2 separate regions of the Homo sapiens genome follow, and region 2 is linked to region 1. Evidence: chromatin contacts called from ENCODE Hi-C data. All regions are on one chromosome and are shown on one strand. Each heading gives the region's core, a stretch centred on a gene start or an enhancer-like site at or near the end of the contact. The rest is flanking DNA. Distances are from core to core; before and after follow the strand shown.

Region 1 (7,365 bases), core at 3,616-6,115:
AGTGGATTATGAGGTTCCTTCCCCCATGCTGTTCTCATGATAGTGAGTGAGTTCTCATGAGATGTGGTGGTTTTATAAGGCAGTTTCCCCTGCTCTTGTTGGCTCTCTCTTGCCTGCCACAATGTAAGCCATGCCTGCTTCCCCTTCCACCATGATTGTAAGTTTCCTGAGGCCTCCCCTGCCATGTGGAACTGTGAGTCCATTAAACCTCTTTCCTTTATAAATTACCCAGTCTCAGGAAGTTATTTATAGCAGTGTGAGAATGTACTAACACAGAGCTCAGTACATACACGTATACCCACATGGGTGCATATAAGTGGGTACAATCTGAATAATGTCAATATCACTGTCACTATCTCATTTGTGATATTGCACTATAGTTATGCAAGACATTACAATTGGGAGAAACTGGGATAAGGGTACAGGGACTTCTTTATTATTTCTTAGAACTAGATGTGAGCCTATAATTATCTCTAAATAAAAAAGTTAATTTAACAAAGGCTTAATAGATATAAAAAACAGATTTTAAAGTAATATTTATTATTTTAAATTTATATATTTATGATACAAAAAACCATTGTCCTCATTTAAACAATGGAACTAAATATGTCAGATCATCATCACCATGACCTCAAAATGAACTGAGGTGTAAGGTAAAGTTCACTCCACTGTTTCTTGTTGTTCACTTGTGCTTGCATTACTACAACTGTCTTCCAGCCACAGTTTGCCTATAGGGATCTCTTTAAGACACTTCCCAATTTTATGACTGTCAGTTAAAACTAGATAATAGAATTCACAAATCTGCCTAACAGGATATATCATTTTTCTATCACTGCTGTAACAAATTATAGCAGAGTTAGTGGCTTCAGATAATACAAATTTGTTATCTTACCATTCTAGAGGTCAGAAGCCCAAAATGGATATCATGGGACTAAACTCAAGGTGTCAGTAGGGCTGTGTTTTTCTGGAGGCTCTAGGGAGAATCTGTTTCCTTGCCTGTTCCAGTTTCCAGAGGCTTCCTGCATTCCTTGGCTTGTGGCCTCTTTCAAAGCCCCCTCCAAGAATCATTACTCTGACTCTGCTTCAATCTCCACATCTCTTTCTTTGACTGTGACCCTCCTCCCTCCCTTGTTCTTTATAAAAAACACTGGTAGTTACATTGGGCTACCTGGATAATCTCCCTGTATCAAGATCCTTTACTTAATCACATCTGCAGTATTCATTTTGCCATGTAAGGTAACATATTCACAGGTTCTGATGGTTAGGACATCTTTTGGGTGGGGCAGTGAGGGAAGCGTTATTCTGCTTGCCAACAGTACATACATATACTGCAGCATGTTGCCATGTGCAGAATGTGTACAGATGTGTGAGGATACCACTGCCACTCTATTGTGTGGTACTATAATATTTCCGGTACACTGCTCTCAGGATATCTCAGGTACCAATTCCATGACCATTTCCTGTGCACACTTAGAAAGGCATCAGATTTAATTCATTTATTAAATATCAGTAGGGCTTAATGTCTTTTTGGAGTTTTTGTTTGTTTAAACACAATCACACATAGGAGTTCTAATATTCTCTTTCCATGCCTCAGTGTATTGCTTTTGTACCTCTTAAGTTGGGTGCCCCCAGTTGGAGGTCACTGCTGTAAACAACCAGTATTTAACAACTTCTTACATCTGTATAGCAATGTACAATTTACAGACTGTTTTCAGAAAGAGTGTCTCGGTTCATTCAGATTGCTATAGCAAAAATACCATGGAATAGTATAGTGGCTTAAACAACAAACATATATATTTCTCACAGTTCTGAAGGCTGGGAAGTCCAAGATCAAGGTGCCACTTCTTGGTTCATAGACCAGTATATTCTTGCTCTGTATTTACATGGTGGAATGAGGATGAGGGAGCTCTCCTGGATCCCTTTTATAAGGGTGCCAATCCCACTAGGAGAGCTCCACTCTCACGACCTAATTACTTCCCAAAGGCCCCATCTCCTAACACCATCGCCTTAGGGCTTAGGATTTCCACATATGAATTTGTCGGCGGGGAGGATAAAAACATTTAGTCCATAGCAAAGATTGCTTTATCTTTTGGAATCCTTAATTCCACGCAAGCAACACTTGCATGCAGTTTCCATTTTATAGATGAGGTATCTCAAGTTCAGAGAAGTTCAGTACCTTGACTAAGGACAAAACTAAAACAGAGCCGACTGAAGAATTGCAATCTTTCATTGTAGTCTACAGTTCAATAACAACACTGAATAGGGGTTGTGGGTAAATAAGGAATGAAGTTTTCTGTCTCCAAGGAGAAGGCATCCTGAGTCTTTGGGAGACAGCAGTAGTAATGGCAGTGAAAGCAGATAAACCTTGTTCAAAACAGGTTATCTGCTTATCAAAGCACCAACTACTGAGACATCAACTGATTTCCTCATGCTCAGAGCCTGTACACAAGAGGAACAAAGTTTGGTACCAAAAATTGGTGTGGTTCAAAGAAGTGGGGACTATACAATAAAGAAAAGCTGTATTGTTCTAAGTAAATTTTCTTTTGTATTTCATGAGGTCACAAATAGTTCTAGCATTTTTCCCCCTTGGCTTTCTTTTGGAGAGGACATTACAAATGATAGTGATTCGATGACAGACATTCTTTTTCCCCAAGTGGTTCAGAGCATTCCAAAGGACACAAGGCTATTTTTATTCAGTGGAGCTTGGGACTCTTGGTAGGAAAAGATCTGCAGTGCTGCTGTCCTTCTGATAAAAGGAACAAACATGTTCTTGAACAATCTTGAAAGGATGACACAGCTCATGGAAAATCCAGGAAATGCAGATGTTATTACTGTATGAGAATCACAAGACATGATCTCAGAGATAATTTAGTACAGCATGATTGAGCAGCAGAGGAATATGGAAATTTGTAACTGATAAATGGTGGTAGCTGGGCCAGATTTTGAGAGGTGGTTTGAAAGCTTTAACAGACAGATTACTTAAAGTCATTTAATGGATTTCAGCTCCAACACTGACTTATTTTAATAAACGAAATGCTAATTTGGGCCTCATGCATTCTTTTATATATTCAATTCATGAGGTTGGAAACATTGATCTTTATATTCCTGAGAAACAATTTAATTAGACCTGTAAATGGCTCTTAAAGTACAAATAATGAGAACCAACTATTTGGAAGTGACTTCAAGACTGGCTTGCAAAGAGTGTATAAGTTTCTATTTGATGGTGTAATTACCCATTTGCAAGAGTCACATACACAGGCCAAATCTCCTAATTGATTTACTTAGTAACATGTAACATTGAGGTCACATTACATTAGCAAGGGGAAATGGAAGGCAGAATTATTTACCTTGATACTATAAACGAGAATAAACAAATGATACTTCAATTATCTGATTCTTTCAAATGAGACATTTGAGGTATAAGAATCTGAATTGCATTGTTACTGAATTTCACATTGATACTAGACAGTCTCAGAGTCAGAAAGCCAACGTTTTACATAGAGACTTTAGAGACATTTTTGTCTGTGTAAGTAACTTTTATACAGCTCAATTTGCCAGTATGTGACTTATCTATTTATACATGGGCCAAGTACTTGACTAGTTTTTTAACTTTCCAGTTTTATAAAAATGAAAGTGAAAGAGTCCAAATACTATTTTCATAACTGTCAACTAATTCATAGTTACAGTAACCAGAAAATAGAATAGCGTGTAGGCATTGGACTGAACACAAGGACTTTATTGGATTTTCTTTACTATAATAATATTCCTGGACTTCCCAATTTCATGTGCTTGAAAAATTTAGAAAACATCTTGCTGTAAATCCATACTGCAGATTACTCAAAGGCTTGGGAATATGATTCAAGAGGAAATTCTTTAGATCTGGGATAATTCACTTCTATTTTTCAAGGGCTTTTGTTTTAAGGATACCTGGAAAATCATAAAATCAGATGGGATTTAAGAGTTATTTAATCTAGTGGTACCTATGCACCAGTCATTAGATCTGTGCTGGGCTGCCTGCCTACACATTTTTAGCTAATTTCCATGTCTTCAGACAAGAAAAATGTTTTCCAAGGAAAACAGTTCTTTTGGATTTTTTTTTAAGTGCAATTTCTGGGCCCTGCCCTAGATTTTCTGACTGAGCAAATTTATAGGCAAGGCCCTGGAATCTGTATTTTTTTAAAAAGCTTCCCCGGTGATTTTGAGATCCAGCCATTTGTGGAAACCCACTGATGTTAGTCCAATCTCTTTGTTTTCCAGATGCAAAATCTGAGGCCCACCTTGTCCCAGCTAAGCAAGTGAGGGAGAGGAATCCAGAGCCCTGACTTGTAATTCATTTTTTTTTTGTGTGCTTCTCATTCACTAGGCACATCTGCTGATCAAATCCTTCCCATACCCTCTGGATTCAGAACAAGAGGAAGTGCACATATGTCCACAACAATTTCCCAACACTAGGGAGTATTGATTTGCTGGGGGAGCAAGTGGCATCTCCCTCCCTGGAAAATTTTAAAACCAAAAGAAAAAGTTTAACTGGCTGATAATTTATAAATGAAATCCTCTCTGAAGATAGGAAGATGGGCTAGATAATGTTTTATCTCTTCTAGCCCTAACTTTCCATGCTCCTATAATTTAGTAACAAAAGGAACCCATGCACTTTCTTTTTTTTTAAGACAGTTTCTCCAGAAGCTTCCATGTGTGGAGAAACTTACTCTCTTCCTCCTTCTTCTATTTATCTTTTCTTATCTGAAAGGAGGACTACACTGTAAACATCTACATATGCAAAACCCATGCCTTTGGTACACACCTACCACTTTCAGATCAAACCGACAGCCTAAGTGGCCAGGCTGGCAGCTGGTTTAGGATAAATACAACAGCACCACCTTGTGTTGCGTTTCTGGGAGAATTTACCACTTCAGCAGGACAAAGACTTGGGCCGGGATGGGTGGCTCAGGATACAGCAACTATTCCTTTACTTTCCCTGCTGGGAGCAAATGCTAGCCATTTCGAAAAACCTTTTTGTTTGTTATCAGCCTACAATTTTCTTCTATAAATTCTGTAATTTTTAAAATATAAAAGGTAGCTGAGAAATGGAAATGCAGAAATAAACATATATTAATAAAAGCCTGGGTAAGCACAGTGCTATAGTAAATATTGTAGAGAAAAAGTTAATGTCAGCTTTTATTGCAAAAGACTTGATAGTAAATGTACATTTAATGCTATTGTGATTTAACACTTTCTCTAAAGATTCTCCCATATTTGGGGAGGTAGCTTTTAAACTATGTATTTGCCTATTAAGGGAAGAAAAGAATGTTTCACTTTCTCATAACCATTCTGGGTGAGCCTGGATAAAGTCTTTGTTTTCCCCAAGTATAGTTGTAGATTCACATATATAAATATATATAGATATATATGAATATATATATAATATTCATATTATACCTTGTATTCCCCAAGCATGGTTGTAGATTCATATACTATATGTGTACATATATAATATACATATGCACATATATATTTGCATCTTTGCTGTGGAGCAAGCTAAAAATTTAATATGTGAATATCAACATGGGACTGAAAGACCATAAAGACCAGAAAATCGACATATTTGCTAAACAAATATGTCAAATGTCTGATATTTTCAACAGAAAGAACATGACTAATTAAGGAAGATTATTTCCAGTTGTAATTTGAAATGTCAAGATTAGTGTAACAAATCAGCAATTCTTTGTCTCTGAAATCATCTGGAAAATTGAGCTAAGGCCTTACAAGCTACACATTATTATGGGAAGAGAAGTTACAGGATTAGAAAGTAGCAAACCAGGCATTCGGGGCCTTGCTGGGGCTGGCCATGCAGAAAAACTTACCCAGAAAATCCTGCAGAAAGCTCAGTAATGTTACTTTTAGTTGTAAAAGAGGATTTGGTCTTCAAAGTTTATTTGCCATTGTTCACCCAGTCTTTAGCACGTATATTTACTGTGCTGAGCTAATAACTTTGAATTAGACTTTACAAATAAGAAGGAAAAATTATGTCTTAGTTCCTCATGTGCTTTCTTGTGGAAGGCCAGACAAGTAGCACATTTGATTAGGCAATATTTCTAAGTTTTGGATAATTTTTCTGATATTGTATTCTCCAATTAAATTGTAATCTAATTTATAAAAATACTAAATATATAGTTATGAAGGGTGCACTACAATTTTAAAGAATGTGGAATGTTCAGGTGTGAATCATGAACTTGGAGGGCTTCTAGTAAATACCAGTTGGCAAATACAATGTCATATCAATATGAAGAAAATGCTCTTCTTTTCTTCAAACAAACGCAATCTCAAAAACTCCCAAGGGCTATTCCATTTGTGTACTTATCAGTCACTTGACTGCTTTCCTAATCACTGTTTTCTAGTCCCAGTTCTGTGCACAAAGGAAAGTTCCACCCCGTTCCCCAACCCTGCACTCAGGATCACTCCCCATCAAATGGTGCCTACCTGGAGCAGAATGTTGATTTCACACTTGCTCCAAATGTTCTTCTTCCTTCCATTAGACTTTCACTTAAAATTTATTTTTTGGTAGAATTTGAGTTCCAGGGAGAGTATGGACTTAATTTCTAGTGGCTCTTAATTCTGTACTGCCACCCAGATGGCTTCCAGCTACATGGCTTTTTTGTCACAGGACAAAGCAATGACTGTGGATAATGAAAAAATAATAATTTTCTAGAATGGTGGAATAATTTTAGACACTATTAGTGTTTATTAATTGGGTTGTGTATTAGTCTGCTTGGGCTGCCACAGCAAAATACCCCAGACTGGGAGGCTTAAAGAACAAAAGTTTAGGCCGGGCAAGGTGGCTCACACCTGTAATCCCAGTAATTTGGGAGGTCAAGGCAGGTGGATCACCTGAGGTCAGGAGTTCGAGACCAGCCTGGCCGACATGGTGAAACCCTGTGTCTACTAATAATACAAAAAAATTAGCCAGGCGTGGTGGCTTACACCTGTAATCCCAGCTACTTGGGAGGCTGAGGCAGGAGAATCGCTTAAACTCGGGAGGTGGAGATTGCAGTGAACCAAGGTCGCGCCATTGCACTTCAGCCTGGTGACAGAGTGAGACCCTGTCTCTAAAAAAAAAAGAAAGAAAGAAAGAAAGAAAGAAAGAAAGAAAGAAAGAAAAGAACAGGACAGAAGTTTATTTTCTACAGGTTCTGGAGGATAGAAATCCAACATCCAGGTGCCAGTAGGGTTGGTTTCTGGTTGCAAATGGTCACCATCTTGCTATGTCCTTACATGGTCTTTTTTCTGTAAGCATGGAGAGACAGAGAGAACGCTGGTGTCTCTTCTTCTTATAAGGGCACCAGTCTTATCAGATTAGGACCCCACCCT
Region 2 (7,365 bases), core at 1,321-3,820, 370 kb before region 1:
TGCTACATTGGTTATTTCCTCTCCCTCACATACCCTCAATCTCTGCCTCTCCACAGGCTCAACCCTCCAGTCTCACCCTGCTTTTAAATAAACCAAAACTAAAATAACAGCAGCCATCCTAAAGCCCACTGCCTCTACCCTGTGTCCCTGGGAAGAGAAGTCTTTCCCTGTCAACACTGCAATCTGGGCTTCCTCCCTTCCTCAATGAACGTGATCTTGCCAAGGTCACCAATAATCATCTGGTTGCTAAATCTAACAACGTGTTCCAGTTATTGTTGTCCTTTCCAGGGTGCATGGACCATTGGACACTGTAGCCCATTTCCTTCCTCTGACACAGGCTTGTCTCGTGGCTGTCAGGCGACACCCTCCCCTGGGTTCCTCCTTTTCACAGATGGCCTCACATGGTCCTTCTTAAGGCCTGACAGGCTATAGATAGAAAGTATATGTGGTTAAGAGTGTGGCTAAAGGCAGTGTCCCATTTGATTCTGCATATGTTTCTGCCTCTCAGTAGTACCTCCCTAGACGATTGCATTGTGGATTAAATGAAATAATCCATTTGGCACATAGAAAAGACTTAACCTATGCTTCCAACAACAATACTATTATAATTACATTACTGTCCTAGCCCAAATCTATCCTGAGCCCTTTCAAGAAGCCTTCCCTGACACCCAACCAAAATAGCTCCTTCTCACGGCATCCAGTTTAGTTTTCCTTATAGCGCTTCCACTTCCAGACATTGTGTTTGTTTGTTTGTGGTTGGTCTCCCAGGCAGACTGTGAGCTCCATAAGAGCTGAGGCCCTGTCCGTCTTACTTGCTTGTGCATCCTCAGTGCCTAAAACAGTCCCAGACAGTTATGATCAGTAAATACTTGCAGAGTAAATGAATGATTCTACTCTAGGGCCATGTATTGTTTCCCTTCCGGATGGGTATCTCCAAAACTTTCCTTCCAAACCTGCTCTTTCATCTCTATTTCCTATGTGAGCCACCTGGTGCTACCACCCATCTAGTGACTGAGAGAGAAATCTAGAAGACATCTGAAACACCTCCATACATCCTATGCTGCTTCAATCTTCCCCCACTTCTCTATCTCCTGAGTAACTGATTTAGTTCAGGTTTTCTCTTTCCCTTCCCTGAATTTCAGCATAAAAAGAGTCCCATTTGAAAGCTCTTGGTCTCACTGCACTCTACGTCTTTATACATTAGCTGTTCTTGAATGCCCTTACCCTAATTTTTTTGTTCTTCACTCATCCTTCGAGATTCAACTCAGATGTACTCAGATGTCACCTCCTCCTTAATCCTTCTACAAATCCCAGTGGCTGGATGGATTCCTCTTCCATTGTGTTTCTTCCATGCTTTGGGGATACTGCCGGAGGAGCACTTATCAAAGAGCCAGAGTTCAGTGTCCTTACCTGTTTCTTCTCAGCTGTCCCTGCAGTCCTGAGTTCCTCCAGGTAGGACTAGCACAGAACTTTTATTTCTCAACCTCTTGTACCTTTTTCAGTGAACAGCACATAGTAGGAGTAGGATCATTTACTGACTGAATGACTATTCCTATAGTTTTAAATGACTGGTTACCACTAGGATCTGCTCCTTAGTCTAAGTGTAAATTTTAAGGATGCTTATGGTGATATTGCTTCATTCTCATTAATTATCACTCTTTTCTTATATAATATTTATTAATTTTAAATATACATACTGATAATTATAGTTTTTTAAACACAAAAATTGTAATAGAAACATTAAAAGTACCTGTAATATTACCAAAAAGAGAGCTGATAACATTTGAAAATTTTCCTTTTTATTTTTTTCCTTGCATATTAAAAAAACTTGGAAGAATTTTTATACCAAGTTTTTCATTTTTTTTCACTAAGCAGTAGATTGTGAGCATTTTTCCAATGTATTTTCTTTTAAAATGTAGTTTTTAATGAATATCTAAAATTCTGTGGGATAAACACACTATAATTTATTTTAAAGCTTTCACAATTTTGAATATTTTTCTCCAAATTTCTAAAATTACAAATAATCCTGCGATAAATAACTTTGACAAATGAAAAGATATATATTTTTTTCTCCTTCTCTTACTGCTATGTAATAAGACCCATCACCATTGCCTCTCACAACCACAGGCAATAAGCAGGACTTGCCACCCACCACCTACACATCTGAATGCCAACAACTCTGCAATTCCATTACATTTTTATCCCTTCCACTTCCCTCCCATGTTCAACTCTGATTCTGTGCCATCACCCCGTATGGAAGAGTGGAGAAGCACATTCCACGGTCTGCTTGCTGCGGTATTTTTTTGTTGGAACCCTTTGCTTGAGAATAGAGCCCAATTTCTAACTGTACCAGGCCAGGAATCCTTTGCCAAGAACCCATAGTCATGGTGCATTATTTCATGTTGCTTGCAGCTTTGCTGTGGGGAAATGCCTTCCTTGAGGAGACCCATTTTCCTTTGCTGCAGGGTAGAAGGGTGAAGAGCTCTCGCAACTCTCTCCCTGCAGCATGTTCCTTTCCCAGGAGAGATGGGATGTAGCAACTCTTCCTTTGGTGTATCCTTCGCTCCATTTCAGGGACATGCTGTTGGAGATTGTGAAATGCAATCTCATGTTACTTATTTCCTCATTTTAAAAGTGTTGCTGAAAGTTCTGGAGAAGCTGACTTTTCAAGCTGGGTCCTTGGATCACAGTCACCAATCTGTGCCTGCCCTGATTGGTCTATCTGTGTGTCCCATTGCCATGCTCTGAATCTGCCAGTCTTTGAATGCTAACAATTTTGATTGCTTTTCGGGTTTTGTTCTGTTAATTAAAAAAGCATCAGGCTCCACACTTTCTTGGAAGCAAAATTTAGTGTTAGCTGTAAGCTCTGCATTGCCAATTAATAACTTTGGCTGTGTTTCATATTTTCCTGATGTAGACTGGTAAATGCTTTGAATCTTCAGGCTCAATGTCATATCATGGTCATCAACTTTACAAATATCACAATTCCTTTCTATATTTTCATGTACACTTTGGGGGGACCATGATTACCATATGGGAGACGTTGGGTAAGTGTCTTACAAATTTCTGATGGCATTCACAGGCCATTGGATTGAAGACGTTTCCAGTGATTGAAATCATCTTGACATCACTTGTGCTATCCTTCAGACTGTCTGTTTTATAAAGGTTGAGTAAGTAATTTAGCTTACCACACAACCTCGCATTAGCATATCGATTTAGGTAATTTGTTATGACTGTCTTAGTATACATAGAGTAGTTTGAGACCTCAAACATACACTGTGAAGCATTCTTCCATTGCTACTGAGCTTCTTAAGGTCAATGAACACATCATCTGAAGAGCAGTGAAAGCCCCAGTCCCCAGCTCCCATAGGCAGTACAGGGAAGTGGCTGATGGCATAGACAGAGGAGGTAGCCAACTAGGTTCATACCATGGCTCCGCACCTACTAGCTGTGTAATCTCCATAAGTTACCCATTTTCTGAGTTCCTCAGCCTCAGCATCTATAAAATGGGGATTATAATAATGCTTCCCTCATAGGATTTTTGGCAAGGATCAAATGCAATAATACATGCAAAATATTTAGAATGATGCCTGGCATATAATGAGCATGCATTACATTTTAATTGCTATTGTTGTTGTTGCTACTATTTTGCCTAAACCATTTCTGCAATTCTCATGAGATTCCAGTCCAGCCAAATTCTGAATAGCCTCATGCTAAACAGCAAGAAGTCACTCATGAGAATTATAAACTAGCACTGGATGTGGGAGGTACGAGAATAGGATTCACATCTTAGCTCTGGGAATGATAAGGTGTAGGAGAGATAGAAGCTATTTAATATCCCTAAACATAGACTTCCTTATCTGTCAAATGCAGCAAAGAACTCTTTGTTCTACCTACCCTGCTCATACTTAAACTATATGTGAGAGTGTTTTATAATTCAAAGTGTCATCAAAATGAAAGGTATTGTAAATAATAGGAAAGTTTAGGGAAAATCTGCATATGGAGCAAGTACATTTCCTACTTGCATGCATAAAAAGATATTTATTCAACAAAGATCTGTATTCCTAGAGTGACACAGGTTTCTCCTGGTGGCCCTAGTTGTGCTCCAACTGCTGACATAAATCAAGGCTGATTAAGTATGTTTACTGGTGTGGACACTTGAAAGGGGCTGGGACCCTTGTCACCTTCCATGGGGTAACCCTCCACTCCAATTATATTTATTCCACAAATATGTGTTCAACAAACCTTTGGCATCTCTAAAGACAGGCAGCATGTGTTCCACATTCTAGAGGAAAATCTTCTGGAGATATCTCAGTACTAACTCCCACCTTGTTAATTAATCTGTGTAGGTATGGCATTTTCTTTAGGAATTTCATCATTAATAAGACCTTGCTCTAGTTTAGCACTACCCAGGATAATGCGTCTTGTAAGCATTATTTAACATAACAAGCACATGAGGTCAGCAGCTACTCTTTAGAAAAACAAAACAAAACAGGCAGGGAAACAAATTCAGAAAAGTTATATGATTTGATCAAGATCATCAGCTAATAAGTTGCGGAACCAAGACTCAAATGTTTACCATCCATCTTTAAATCCAGTCTTTGGGAGGCCGAGGTGGGTAGATCACTTGAGGTTAGGAGTTCAAGACCAGCCTGGCCAACATATGAAACCCCATCTCTACTAAAAATACAAAAATTAACCGAGTGTGCTGGTGAGAGGTGACAGCATGCTGGCAGTCCTCAGAGCCCTCGCTTGCTCTCGGCAACTCCCCTGCCTGGGCTCTCACTTTGGTGGCATTTGAGGAGCCCTTCAGCCCCCCACTGCACTGTGGGAGCCCCTTTCTGGGCTGGCCAAGGCTGGAGCCCACTCCCTCAGCTTGCAGGGAGGTGTGGAGGGAGAGGCACGAGCGGGAACCGGGGCTGCGTGCGGCGCTTGCGGGCCAGCTGGAGTTCCGGGTGGGCGTGGGCTTGGCGGGCCCCACACTCGGAGCAGCCAGCCAGCCCTGCTGGCCCCGGGCAATGAGGGACTTAGCACCCGGGCCAGTGGCTGCGGAGGGTGTACTGGGTCCCCCAGCAGTGCCAGCCCACCAGTGCTGCGCTCGATTTCTCGCCGGGCCTTAGCTGCCTTCCCATGGGGCAGGGCTCGGGACATGCAGCCCGCCATGCCTGAGCCTCCCACCCACTCCATGGGCTCCTGTGCAGCCCGAGCCTCCCCGAGGAGCACCACCCCCTGCTCCACGGTGCCCAGTCCCATCGACCACCCAAGGGCTGAGGAATGTAAGCGCACGGCACAGGACTGGCAGGCAGCTCCACCTGCAGCCCCGGTGTGGGATCCACTAGATGAAGCCAGCTGGGCTCCTGAGTCTGGTGGGGACGTGGAGAGTCTTTATATCTAGCTCAGGGATTGTAAATACACCAATCAGCACCCTGTGTTTAGCTCAAGGTTTGTGAGTGCACCAATCGACACTCTGTATCTAGCTGCTCTGATGAGGACGTCTGTATCTGCTCTCTGGTGAGAGTCTTTATGTCTAGCTCAGGGACTGTGAATACACCAATCGACACTCTGAATCTAGCTCAAGGTTTGTAAATACACCAATCAGCATCCTGTGTTTAGCTCAAGGTTTGTGAGTGCACCAATCGACACTCTGTATCTAGCTGCTCTGGTGAGGATGTGGAGAGTCTTTATGTCTAGCTCAGGGATTGTAAATACACCAATCGGCACTCTGTATCTAGCTCAAGGTTTGTAAATACACCAATCAGCACCCTATGTTTAGCTCAAGGTTTGTGAATGCACCAATCGACACTCTGTATCTAGCTGCTCTGGTGGGGCCTTGGAGAACCTGTGTGTGGAAACTCTGTATCTAACTAATCTGATGGGGACGTGGAGAACCTTTGTATCTAGCTCAGGGATTGTAAAGGCACCAATCAGCGCCCTGACAAAACAGGCTACTGGGCTCTACCAATCAGCAGGATGTGGGTGGGGCCAGATAAGAGAATAAAAGCAGGATGCCCCAGCCAGCATTGGCAACCCGCTCAGGTTGCCTTCCACACTGTGGAAGCGTTGTTTTTCGCTCTTTGCAATAAATTTTGCTACTGCTCACTCTTTGGGTCCACGCTGCTTTTATGAGCTGCTATGAGCTGTAACACTGCAAAGATCTGCAGCTTCACTCCTGAGCCCAGCGAGACCACGAGCCCACCGGGAGAAACGAACAACTCCAGACGCGCTGCCTTAAGAGCTGTAACACTCACCGCGAAGGTCTGCAGCTTCACTTCTGAACCAACGAGACCACGAACCCACCAGAAGGAAGAAACTCCAAACACATCTGAACATCAGAAGGGACAGACTCCCGACACGCCACCTTAAGAGCTGTAACACTCACCGCGAGGGTCCACGGCTTCATTCTTGAAGTCAGTGAGACCAAGAACCCACCAATTCCGGACACAATGGCGTACACCTGTAATCCCAGCTACTCGGGAGGCTGAGGTAGGAGAATTGTTTGAACCTGGAAGGCAGAAGTTGCAGTAAGCTGAGATCATGCCATTGCACTCCAGCCTGGGCAACAGAGCAAGACTCCATCTCAAAAAAAAAAAAAATCTAGTCTCATTCTCTTCTCCCCACAGCTCCCTTGCCATTCTTCAGAGGCCATAGTATAATGGCCAAAGTTGTCCCTTTAACTTGATAGGCTATTTCCCCACTAGTTTGTAGAAATTTGGAGGTTGTCAGATAATATATTATGATCAGTATAGAAATGTCTTCTCCATCAGCAATGAGATTAAACCTATTTCATTCTTTAAAGTAATCTAGAGTTACCTCACCTTATATTTAAATCTATCATTAAGCCCTTGGAAAACGTCTGGTTATCTAAAATGATTTCTAAGACTGAGTGCATTTTAAGGGAATGATTACTTCAAAATAACTGGTCTCTGATTCTTTCAGATAAACAAGGGGTTATGAGGACACAGACTGGGTTCTGCCAACGTCCTGCAACATTTCCTTGTTATCAGTAACAGAACTCTTAGGAGTTTAAACAAAGTGTCTTTCAATTTATGACGTTTTAAAAATGGGGGAGCCTCAAGATGTAATTCCTCTTTCTTCAACAAAAATAGTTCAAAGGCAGTCGATTTTTTTTTTTCTTCTGAGACGGAGTCTCACTCTGTCGCCCAGGCTGTAGTGCCATGGCGCCATCTTGGCTCACTGCAAACCCCGCCTCCCAGGTTCCAGCTATTCTCCTGCCTCAGCCTCCCAAGTAGCTGGGACTATAGGCGCGTGCCACCACTCCCGGCTAGTTTTTTGTATTTTTAGTAGAGACAGGGTTTCACCGTGTTAGCCAGGCTGGTCTCTATCTCCTGACCTTGTGATCCACAC

What was found. Hi-C counts contacts between places; a loop is a spot of excess contacts on that map. Pooled maps may share reads with other maps.
Region 2: a map of B cell shows a loop between it and region 1 (4-fold over the local background). The contact joins two enhancer-like sites. A Hi-C loop is called at or near these places in 7 of 168 maps with a recorded cell type or tissue (B cell, CD14-positive monocyte, Right ventricle myocardium superior and 3 more), 14 of 37 single-sample maps with no recorded cell type and 17 of 50 pooled maps.

What each region holds. Positions count from the first base shown.
Region 1 is chr13:33,719,151-33,726,515 of GRCh38, forward strand. No RefSeq gene overlaps it. Among named protein-coding and RNA genes, the nearest start is that of RFC3, 95 kb to the right of the region's middle. RefSeq lists a silencer at 4,795-4,964. Within about 2 kb of position 4,866, at least 10 of the 41 ENCODE cell types and tissues checked have a DNase peak (open chromatin) inside an H3K27ac peak, as active enhancers do.
Region 2 is chr13:33,353,086-33,360,450 of GRCh38, forward strand. It overlaps a transcript of STARD13 not described here. Among named protein-coding and RNA genes, the nearest start is that of LINC02344, 22 kb to the left of the region's middle. Within about 2 kb of position 2,571, at least 2 of the 41 ENCODE cell types and tissues checked have a DNase peak (open chromatin) inside an H3K27ac peak, as active enhancers do.